2 separate regions of the Homo sapiens genome follow, and region 1 is linked to region 2. Evidence: chromatin loops called from intact Hi-C (ENCODE). Cell type or tissue: stomach. All regions are shown on one strand. Each heading gives the region's core, and the rest is flanking DNA. Links, peaks and the distances in the headings are about the cores only. Region 1 holds the start of TMOD4 (tropomodulin 4). Region 2 overlaps PIP5K1A (phosphatidylinositol-4-phosphate 5-kinase type 1 alpha).

Region 1 (5,366 bases), core at 1-5,000, 68 kb before region 2:
GAATATAGGGTTTCCCTGATGGGGAGATGAAGGATGGCTCAGGTAGAGGTAATTTCTCCCAAGATCCTGGCCTCCAGGTTTCCTTCCTCCTCCAGGAGGTAGAATGCTGCGTCACGAAGGGACACTGGAAAGCCTGAGTCCTCTACAAACTCAAGAGTCCTTAGCCCCCTGATCTCTCAAGAACTGAAGAGTGCGGGGCTGGGCGCTGTGGCTCACGCCTGTAATCCCAGCACTTGGGGAGGCCGAGGCGGGTGGATCATGAGGTCAGGAGATCGAGACCATCCTGGCTAACATGGTGAAACCCCATCTCTACTAAAAATACAAAAAATTAGCGGCCGGGCACGGTGGCTCATGCCTGTAATCCCAGCACTTTGGGAGGCTAAGGCGGGCAGATCACGAGGTCAGGAGATCGAGACCATCCTGGCTAACACAGTGAAACCCCATCTCTACTAAAAATACTAAAAAATTAGCCGGGCGTGGTGGTGGGCGCCTGTAGTCCCAGCTACTCGGGGGGCTGAGGCAGGAGAATGGCGTGAACCCGGGAGGTGGAGCTTGCAGTGAGCCGAGACTGCACCACTGCACTCCAGCCTGGGCAACAGAGTGAGACTCCGTCTCAAACAAAAAGAAAAAAAAAAGAACTGAAGAGTGCAAGCTCGCATTTAAGTGTCAGGGCATCTGAGTCCCTAGGCAACTAGGAGCTGGAAGGTGAGAGGGAAACTGGAGTGGGGACGAGTGAGAGACAGCACAGCCACTTGGGTTCTACGAGGCATGGATGTCAGGGTCCCCATACCCTTCTTCTCGCCTGTGAAGGGCACCAAGTCATCACGCTCTTTGACTTCTAGTGCCTGTTGCTCCAAGTACTGCAAAAGGGCCTCTCGGTCCAGTGGCCCCGTTGGGCTCTTCTTTGTCTGGTCACGTTGTCTTAGTCCAGCTGGCAGGAGCATGTTCTTAGGGATGAGTTTTGGGGAGCAAGTCAGACCTCCCCTCTGACCTAGGTACTGCTAGGGCTCCCTAAAACATCACCGGACACCTTTCCCCTGGCCTTCTTAGGACCCTAGGTCCTGTAGCAAACCCTATTCTCAGCCACCCAGAGCCCAACACCCTTCCCAAATGCCTGGGACTGCCTCTGGTTCCCTGTGCTGGAGCCCCTACCTCAGGATCCATCTCCTGTAGTTCGCAGTCCAGCTGCTCTAGCTCCTCGGGGCTCAAGGTCCTTAGGATCTCATCTTCATCTATGTCTCTGTATTTCTCCAGTTCCTTCTGATATGATGACATGGTGGCCCCCACCCCCTCCCCACTGTGTGGTACTCACAGAGCCTGGGCAACATGGGACAAAAGGATGGACAATGGTAAGATGGACAGGGACACAGCAGGGACACAAAGAGACCAGCCAGGGGGGCAGAACATTGGATTGGATTTCTTGGAGATTAGAAGTCTAGTTGAGGATGGGAAGTGGGGAAGATTAGGTTGTTTAGAGTTAGAACTAGAGTCTCCTTTCTGCTTCCCCAGCTTCCAGCCACTCTGGATGGGGATCCCAGACATCTAAGCTGGGTTTGTCTTCCCACGGTATGACAGAGAAATCCTGGCAGCACCCCTCCCCTATAACCTCACTTGTCAGTGCCTTCGCCCTAACACAGCTGCTGGAAGCCCTGCCAACACAGCTGGTCCTATGCCCAGTTCCTATTGAAAGGGGATGAGGGGTGGGGGAATAGAGAGCTTCAGGGAAATTCCTCCTCTCCTCCTCATAATCCAGGCTTTTTCCTAAACCGGATAAAAAAACCAAGGACAATGAGGTGTAAGGGGAAGAGAGAGTCTCTTACCCCATCCTCATTTCCCTTTTATTGTGGGGGATCAAGATTTCACTTTCTGTGTTTGCTAAAATTTGAAGTCTTAAGGGAAAGCAAGGGCTCGGAGCAGTTGGGGGACTTCCAGGTTGGGGGAAGGGTAGTAAGGCCTCTGTGAGTCCCCATAATCTGTCCCTTGCTTTGGACAGGAAGGTGACACCAGACCAATGGGTGTAAATAGGGTAAAGTTTCTTTAAAAACAGTGGGAATATTAAACTCGCACAATTTTGTACAATATAAGATACGCATAAGGAGCTATGCATACACACCATGCTGAATATGAAAGATCCAGAAAGTATGTGAGACACATCGACAATGTAAACTATACACAGTTAAGGGGTAGGACGGCACAGTGGCAGAAATATACACTGAGTGACAGAGACAGGGACACACTCCACATCATTCCCCATAGGAGCCACTCTTCTCCTCCCATCTCCCACCGGGCTCTCATCCATAAGCCCCCTGTCTTCCCCACCTACCAGTCCTGGTGGTCACCTCCCTTCTCACCTCCCCTGTGTCAGTAGGTCTGTCTGTTCTACTAGAGCACTGTCCCAGCAGCAGGAGGAGCCCGGTGCCGGGGGAGAGGGTGGGGGAACAGTGAGCTCAGCATTTTATTATTTTAGCTCTGGCCAGGTGGGGGGTAGTGGGAGATCACATATACACAGCCCCCATACCCTGCCCAGCCCTGAGAGCCTCTAGTGGTCATTAACAGCCATGGCATCTCTTCCACTTCCCTTCATACAAGCCCCAGTCTGAGACATATGAGTTCGACTAGAATCAGCCAGTTCCTCCTTATTTGGTGCCTGCTGTATTCAAAACAGTGAGTGTAAAGTGATAGGAAGGTCAATACAAGGATGTGTTTTGGTGTGCAATTTTCAGATGTTTATAATTTAGTTGGAGGAATGAATACAATTTAGAAAGGACAGCTCATAATAAATGCTATCGAATAAAGACCCAAATATATGCAGGTATTCAAATACTTCTTGCTCCCAACCCTAGACTGGACACCAGACAAAAGGGATCTTTCTATTTTATTAGATTAAAAAACACAACGAAACCTGTAAGAACTAGGGGAAAAGGAAAAAGAAACAGATTAGGCAAAGATCAGAGATGACAAAGGGGAGAAGCAGGGAGAAGAAACGGAACAGCAAGAGCCCCAATCAGGGCAGGAAAGAAGTTTCTGAGGACTAGACATCTCTTCATTTAATGACAATTTTCTGGCGCAAGGCTCGGGGCCCAGAGCCAGGGAGGGGCTCAGGAGGTGGCGGGCCGGGGCCCAGGGCTGAGGCAGTGGGCGGCAGTCCATGGGCAGTAATGTACTTCTTGTAAGCCTCACGAATGATCTTGAAGGCTCGAGCAGTGGCATAGGGTATGTCTGTAACAGGGTCCCGGTATAGGGCTGGACGATGGGTCACTGGACAGACCTCACGAACAGGGACTTTTGGGGGCCGCCCTTGGGGGAACCATTCCTCGAAAGTTGCATCATCACTAAAAGTGATGAAGGTACGTGAGCAGCGAGCAGGGGGGTTGACGGGTCCAGTCCCAGCATGAGGAGTCAATGCAGACACCGAGGGAGCAGGATCAAGTCTGAGGACAAAAGACAAGGAAAAACACAAAGAGCTGAGGAGAGAAGACAACAGATACAGAAAGAAGGAAATCAGGCTGGGTGCAGTGGCTCACACCTGTAATTCCAGCACTTTGGGAGGCTGAGGCAGGCAGATGACGAGGTCAGGAGTTCGAGACCAGCCTGACTAACAAGGTGAAACCCTGTCTCTACTAAAAATACAAAAATTAGCCGGGCGTGGTGGCGGATGCCTGTAATCACAGCTACTCAGGAGGTTGAGGCAGGAGAATCACTTGAAGCCAGGAGGCGGAGGTTGCATGGAACCAAGATCGTGCCATTACACTCCAGCCTGGGTGACAGAGCAGCGAGACTCCATCTCAAAAAAAAAAAAAAAAGAAAAGAAAGAAAGAAGGAAATCAGAGAGATGAGGAAAGAGAAAAAGGAGGCAGGGTGTTGGGAACATTCTGAGGAACGTACTAAGTGACTGATGGGAAAAGAAAGCTAGGCTAGAAGGAAAAACAGGAAAGAGAAGAACAGAGAAGCTAAAAGAAAAAGGAATAAGAAAGAAATAAGCTGGGCTGGGCGCGGTGGCTCACACCTGTAATCCCAGTATTTTAGGAAGATGAAGCGGGACGATTACTTTAACCCAGGAGTCTGGGCAACACAGCGAAACCGTCTCTACAAAAAATACAAAAATTAGCATGTGTGGCTGTACTCCCAGCTACTTGGGAGGCTAAGGTGGGAGGATCGCCTGAGCACAGGAGGTGGAGGTTGCAGTGAGCCGAGACTGCACCACTGCATTCCAGCCTAGGTGACAGAGCAGCATCATGTCTCAAAAAAAAAAAAAGAAAAAGAAATTGAGCTGAAGGGAGTTAGGAATCTGAAAGAAATCTCCAAGTGTTAAGGAGAGCTGTGTGAGAAAAGCAAGCAAAATGGGGCCAAGAGAACATGAGCTGAACACACAATCTCTTTTCCTCTTGAGATTCACTCACCCTTCTATGTCAACGTTCTCTTCCTTGGGGCCTGGCTCCCCAACAAGTGGCACTGTCACTGAATGATAGGTGATTATGGGCCCGGGGCACTTCCGCTTCTTATGAACCTGCTTCTTTTTATCAGCCTCGAGCCGCTCATATGTCTCTTTAGGGTCAAAGGAAGAAATGAGGGGATGATCAGAATGTCCCTTTTTCCCATATCCCAGTACTGTCCCACGATCTCTCAATTATCTTCCTGGCTATCTAGTCACTGCCAACTACCAGAGACAACTATGGAAGTCCCCTAAGGCCGTCTGGCACCTCCCATTTTGTAAGTTTTCTGCTTATAAGTTTTTTCTTGACATCCTCTCTGCTCATTTCTCAAGTACACCTGGGCCCTCTATAGTACCTCAGAGTTGGAAGGTACCCTTTGATGAGGAGCTTATTTGCTTTCCCAGATACCAAAATCTCCTCTACAAATGCCCTGTCAATTCACTCCTACAGCTGGGTGTGCTGGCACACGCCTGTAATCCCAGCTACTTGGGAAGCTGAGGTGGAAGGATCGCTTGAGCCAGGGAGGTGGAGGTTGCAGTGAGCTGAGATGGCACCACATTGCACTCCAGCCTAGGCAGCAGAGTGAGATCATATCTCCAAAAAAAAAATTAGTAAGGTAGGAAATTATATTTAAATATAGAGATTTCTGGTCGCTCTTAAACAACAAGAAAATCTCGCAACCCTGGGTCTGCATTCTTACAGGGGAACAATTAGCTGAGCTGAGTAACTGTTCCTCCTTTCAGGCACTCCTCTCCAGTTCACCACCATCCCTCTGGCTGGCTGCACACTTCATGTTACCTGCCTGGTCTCCGTGATACTGCTCCATGGCGATGCACTATTGGTATATATGTCTCCTCCTTAAGGGCAGTGACTATAACTCATATTGCCTAAATATTATCAGGGTGATACAGCATTTTCCACATTACAGGCACT
Region 2 (5,373 bases), core at 135-5,134:
TGGAAGTAAAGCAGTCATCAAGGCTCCATGTTGGGGGGTTAGGTGTGGATATGTTTCCTTTCTTCTAGGTTTTCATGCCTCTTGGAAAGTGAAGTGAGCTAACACCTTGTTCTCTGAATAGTAATTCATAGGCCTGTCTTTGTTGACATTAGCCTTTTCACTTTTCAGACCAACTTTGGGTGTGTGTTGGGGATACTAGCAATTATTTGTATCTATGTCTTGGTAATAGTTGCTAAGGTAGTTGCTAAGTAGGCTCTCTCTTTCCCTTTTGAAGTGAAGCCTTCTCCTTCCAAAAAGTTTCGGTCTGGCTCATCTTTCTCTCGGCGAGCAGGCTCCAGTGGCAACTCCTGCATTACTTACCAGCCATCGGTCTCTGGGGAACACAAGGCACAAGTGACAACAAAGGCAGAAGTGGAGCCAGGTCAGCGCTAGGGCTGGGGTCCCCATGTGATTGGGTACTCCCTCCCTTCCTTCTGAGCCTTTATCTTGTCTGGCCAGGACCTCTGCTCCCATTTCTATCCAGGAAGCCTAGCTGCTACATATTTTTCCTTGTATTTACTGTACCCCATCTTCTCTATCTTTTTTCCAGGCGTTCACCTTGGTCGTCCTGATGTTTTACCTCAGACTCCACCTTTGGAGGAAATCAGTGAGGGCTCGCCTATTCCTGACCCCAGTTTCTCACCTCTAGTTGGAGAGACTTTGCAAATGCTAACTACAAGGTTGGTTTATTGGCCCCTTTCTCCATATAATCTTATCTCTCTTTTCAAGTCCTTGGAAACCTCTATAATTTGATTGCATCATAATAAATTACCCCAAAGATTAGTGGCTTAAAATAACAAACATATATCATACTTTCTGTGGGTCAGGAATCCAGGCCCAGCTTAGCTGGGTCCTCTGGCTCAAGATTTCTCATGAGGTGGCATTTAAGCTGTTGGCCAGGGCTGGGGTCTCATCTGAAGGCTCAAACAGGAAGATCTGCTTTTAAGCTTATTTATGTGGTTACTGGTAGGATTCTGTTCCTTGTGGGTTGCTGAACTGAGGGCCTTAGTTCCTTGCTGGCTGTTGTCTGGGGGCTTCCCTCAGTTCTTTGCTACATGGACTTCTCCATAGGACAGCTCAGAACATGGCACCTGGGCTATCTGACAAGTGAACAAGAGAGCATGTGCCTATGCAGAAACCATGGCCTCTTATAACTTAATCTCAGAATTGACATTCTACTTGTGCTACATTCTGTTCACTAAATGCAGCCCACACTCAAGAGGAAGGAATTACCCATGGGTGTGAATACCAGGAGGTGCAGGGATCATTGTGAGCCATCTTAGAAACTGCCTGTCATAGTCTGCTCTCTGGTCTCCAGTAATTTACATACCTCCATGTCGAAAATACACTGACCCCCTCCCAGGGTCTCATCCCATTGTAGCGTTAGCTCAGAGTCCAGAGTTTTATTACCTAAATTAGGTCCGGTTGGATGAGCCCCCCAGGTATAGTTCCTTAAGCACAGCTCCTCAAGTACAGTTCTTCTCAATCTGTGAACTTGTGGAACCAAAGAGACAAGTTATCCTTTCCCCATGTACCTAGCATACAATGGTGAGACAGGCATTAGATAACCAATATACACATTTCTGTACATAAAAGGGGAGAATGGGAGGCACAAAAAGGAGTCATTGATTTTATTTGCTGTTCCAAAATCCAGGAAATGTTGGAGTTTCTTTTATCAGGCCTCAAAGCAGAAGAATAATTCTCCGTGGTTCTTGGCTCTACCCTCTAGACTCTTGGTTTTGTCTTCTGAGTCTTCCTTTTTCATCAAAGCTAGAGTGTGTTTTTACCTGAGTTCTTTTCTCAGGCTGCTTCTTTCCAGTAGAATTTTAGGGGAACTAGTGGTCTCTATTTTGTACTGTTTCTGTCCTTTTTGATCCAAGATGGCAGTGTTTCTACTGATACAGAAGATTTTGTGGGCCTCCTGTGATTCTCCTTGGGATTTACTCCATTAGACAAAAGCCACACTCATAAATATCTTCTTTATGAGACCTAAGCTTCTTACAGACTCTGTTTTTCGGTTGAAAGGATCTGTGAAACATAATCTTCTGAACAGCCTTTTGTATGACTGAATAGCACAATCAGCCCTCCGTATCCACAGGTTCCACATCCCAGATTCAACCAACTGTGGACTGAAAATACTTGAGAGCCTGGTGTGGTGGCTCATGCCTGTAATCCCACCACTTTGGGAGGCTGAGGTGGGAGGATTGCTTGAGGCAGTTTGAGACCAGCCTGGTCAATATAACGAGACCCCATCCCTTTGAAAAAAAAAAAGAAAGAAACGAAAAAATACTGAAAAAAAAAAAAAAAGTCGTGAAAATGTTATGTTGTTGCTGATATGTACTGTACAGTTAGGCCTGTACTTAACATGTACAGACTTTTCTTGTCATTATTCCCTGAACAATATAGTATAACAACTATTTACATAGCATTTACATTGTATTAGTTATCATAAATAATCTAGGAATGATTTAAAGTATATGGAGGGCCAGGCGTGATGGCTCACGCCTGTAATCCCAACACTTGTGAGAGGTAGAGGCGGCCAGATTACTTGAGCCTAGGAGTTTAAGATCAGCCTGAGCAACATGGCGAAACCCCATCTCTACCAAAAATACAAAAAAATTAGCCAGGCGTGGTGGTATGTTCCTGTAGTCCAAGTTACTCAGGAGGCTGAGGCAGGAGGATCGCTCGAACCCCGGAGGCAGTGGTTGCAGTGAGCCGAAATCGCGCCACTGGACTCTAGCCTGGGTGACAGAGCGAGACCCTGTCTCAAAAGAAAAATAAATAAAAATAAAGTATATGGAGGATGTGTGTGAGTTATATGCAAATACCATAGCATTGTATATAAGGGACTTGTGCATTGTGGATTTTGATATTCAAGGAGGGGTCCTGGAACCAGTCCCCCACAGATATTGAGGGATGACTATACTCTGAACCAATACCTTTTGTTTTTCTGAGGTCTTAATAAGATGTTTCACAGTCATATGTTTGCCTTCATCTTTAGACCACATTTTCTTGGCAGTGCTCTGGAGCTTATCCTTGCTCAAAAGCCTTTTTTTTTTTTTTTTTGGTAGAGATGTCTCATTGTGTTAACCAGGCTGGTCTTAAACAATCCTCCTCCCTCTGCCTCCTGAAGTGAGCCACCGTATGTGGCCTGCCATTTCTTAATTTTAGCATCGTTTGCTCTCTGGAGAGGCTTAGAATTTTCAAAACTTATCAAGTTCTGGCATTTTTGTTTAATAGTCCTTCCCATAATTTCTTTATCTTCTCCTATATTTTATTATAAGCATCAAGAGAAAACCAGGTGGCACCTTCAGGACTTTGCTTGGAAATCTCCGTAGCTAGATTGTCCAATTCATTAGGCACATATTCTACTTCTCACATAATCACAAATCACATTGTTGCTAAACTTTGTGCTGCTGCCTTACTAGGATCTCCTTTCCTTCAAGTTCCAATAAAATTTTTCTCACTTTAAGCCCTCACTGGTAACCCCCTTTAAGTCCAAAATTCTATAAACAGCATATTCAGGACACTACCTTTTCACTAAAATGCTCCTCCAAGCCACCCCCAATGTTTTGTTTTGTTTTGATTTTGTTTTTCGAGATGGAGTCTCACTCTGTTGCCCAGGCTGGAGTACAGTGGCACGATCTTGGTTCACTGCAGTCTCTGCCAACAGGGTCTCCCTCTGTCACCCAGGCTAGAATGTAGTGGCACTATCTTGGTTCATTGCAACTTCCGCCTCCCAGGTTCAAGCGATTCTCCTACCTCAGCCTCCCGAGGAGCTGGGATTACAAGCGTGCACCATCATGCCTGGCTAATTTTTGTATTTTTGGTAGAGACGTGGTTTTGCCATGTTGCTGAGGCTGGTCTTGAACTCCTGGCTTCAGATGATCTGCCTGCCTCAGGCTCCCAAAGTGCTGGGATTATAGGCATGAGCCACTGCACCAGGCCACCACCCCCAAATTTTAGATTTTTGTTATAGCAGCACCTCAATTCCAGGTACAAAAGTCTGTATTATCTATTATTGTGTAACAAATTACCCCCAAACTTAGCTGTTGAAAACAAACATTTGTTATCTCAGTCTGGGTGTGGTGGCTCACACCTATAATCCTGGCACTTTGGGAGGCCGAGGAGGGCGGATCACCTGAGGCCAGAAGTTCGAGACCAGCCTGGCCAACATGATGAAACCCCATCTGTACTAAAAATAGAAAAATTAGCCAGGTGTGGTGATTTGTGCCTATAATCCCAGGTACTCAGGAGGCCGAGGCGAGAGAATTGCTTGAACCCGGGAGGCAGAGGTTGCAGTGAGCCAAGATAGTGCCACTGCACTTCAGCCTGGGCGACAGAGCGAGATCTGTCTCAAAAAGAAAACAAAAATTTGTTATCCCAGTTTCTGTACCTTAGCTGGATGCCTTTGGCTCGGGTTCTCTCGAGATTACAGTCAAGCTATTAGTCCAAAAGCTTATCTGAGGGAAGATCAGCTTCTCAGCTCACTTATATGGTTGTTGGCAGTATTCGGTTCCTTGTCACATCGCCCTATCCATAGCCAGCTCATAGCATAGGAGCTGGCTTTCCTCAGAGCAGGCAAGCAGGGGCTAGAGCATGAGTCCAAGAAGAAGATACAGTATTTTTGTAATCTAATCTCAGAATGGACATTCCATCTCCTGTGCTGCATTCTGTTCATGAGAAGAGAATCACTAAATGCAGCCCACACTTGAGAGAGAATTACACAATGGCATGGATCTCAGGAGGCAGGGATTATTGGGGGCAATCTTAGAGGGTACCTACGACACCTGGAGATTGAAACAGAAGAGGGCAGGGTACTGGGAAATATTTTATAGTATTCAAGAAGCTAAATATGGTTAATTAAAACAGTGTGCTTCTAAATCTAGTAGCTTCTCAGCCTCTTCTTTCCAAATTCTAAATTGATTCCAAAGTGAAAATTAGAGAAGCAGTATGAGATTTAAAAGGAGAGTCCTTTGTTGTTGTCTTCTAATTCTTTTTCTCTCTGCTTCCATTTTTTTTCTCCTGTTAGTACAACCTTGGAAAAGCTTGAAGTTGCAGAGTCAGAGTTCACCCATGTGAGTATCTGGGATGTGTGGGAGGTGAACGTTTTGCAAGGTATAAAGAGGATCACTGATGGCCTGGAGCAGGAAGTTAATTGTCAAGATTAGAGGATCTGGGTACCTCCTAAATCTTGTTTTTTATTTTTTATTATTTTTTTATTTTGTACTTATTTATTTATTTATTTATTTATTTTTGAGATGGCGTCTCACTCTGTTGCCCAGGCTGGAGTGCAGTGGTGCAATCTCAGCTCACCTGCAACCTCTGCCTCCT

The links. Hi-C counts contacts between places; a loop is a spot of excess contacts. Peaks named below come from ENCODE experiments on the same cell type or tissue, not always from the same donor. Only the 100,000 strongest peaks of a DNase experiment are listed, where the experiment ranks them.
Region 1: a loop joins it to region 2, with 2.5 times the contacts of the local background. A loop is called at or near these places in 9 of 110 quality-filtered maps.

The regions. Positions count from the first base shown.
Region 1 is chr1:151,173,601-151,178,966 of GRCh38, forward strand. TMOD4 (tropomodulin 4) reads right to left here and starts at 2,381. Exons shown (of 10, transcript NM_013353.3): 1 at 2,324-2,381; 2 at 1,153-1,317; 3 at 791-947; 4 at 1-15. The coding sequence starts at 1,275. It overlaps VPS72 (vacuolar protein sorting 72 homolog), which reads right to left. Exons shown (of 6, transcript NM_005997.3): 5 at 4,401-4,545; 6 at 2,704-3,431. The coding sequence ends at 3,044. In stomach, for the core only: a CTCF peak has its summit at 2,556; no DNase peak of the experiment used is centred there.
Region 2 is chr1:151,241,849-151,247,221 of GRCh38, forward strand. It overlaps PIP5K1A (phosphatidylinositol-4-phosphate 5-kinase type 1 alpha), which reads left to right. Exons shown (of 16, transcript NM_001135638.2): 13 at 275-421; 14 at 590-719; 15 at 5,072-5,117. Among named protein-coding and RNA genes, the nearest start is that of PSMD4, 10 kb to the right of the region's middle. In stomach, for the core only: no CTCF peak of the experiment used is centred there; no DNase peak of the experiment used is centred there.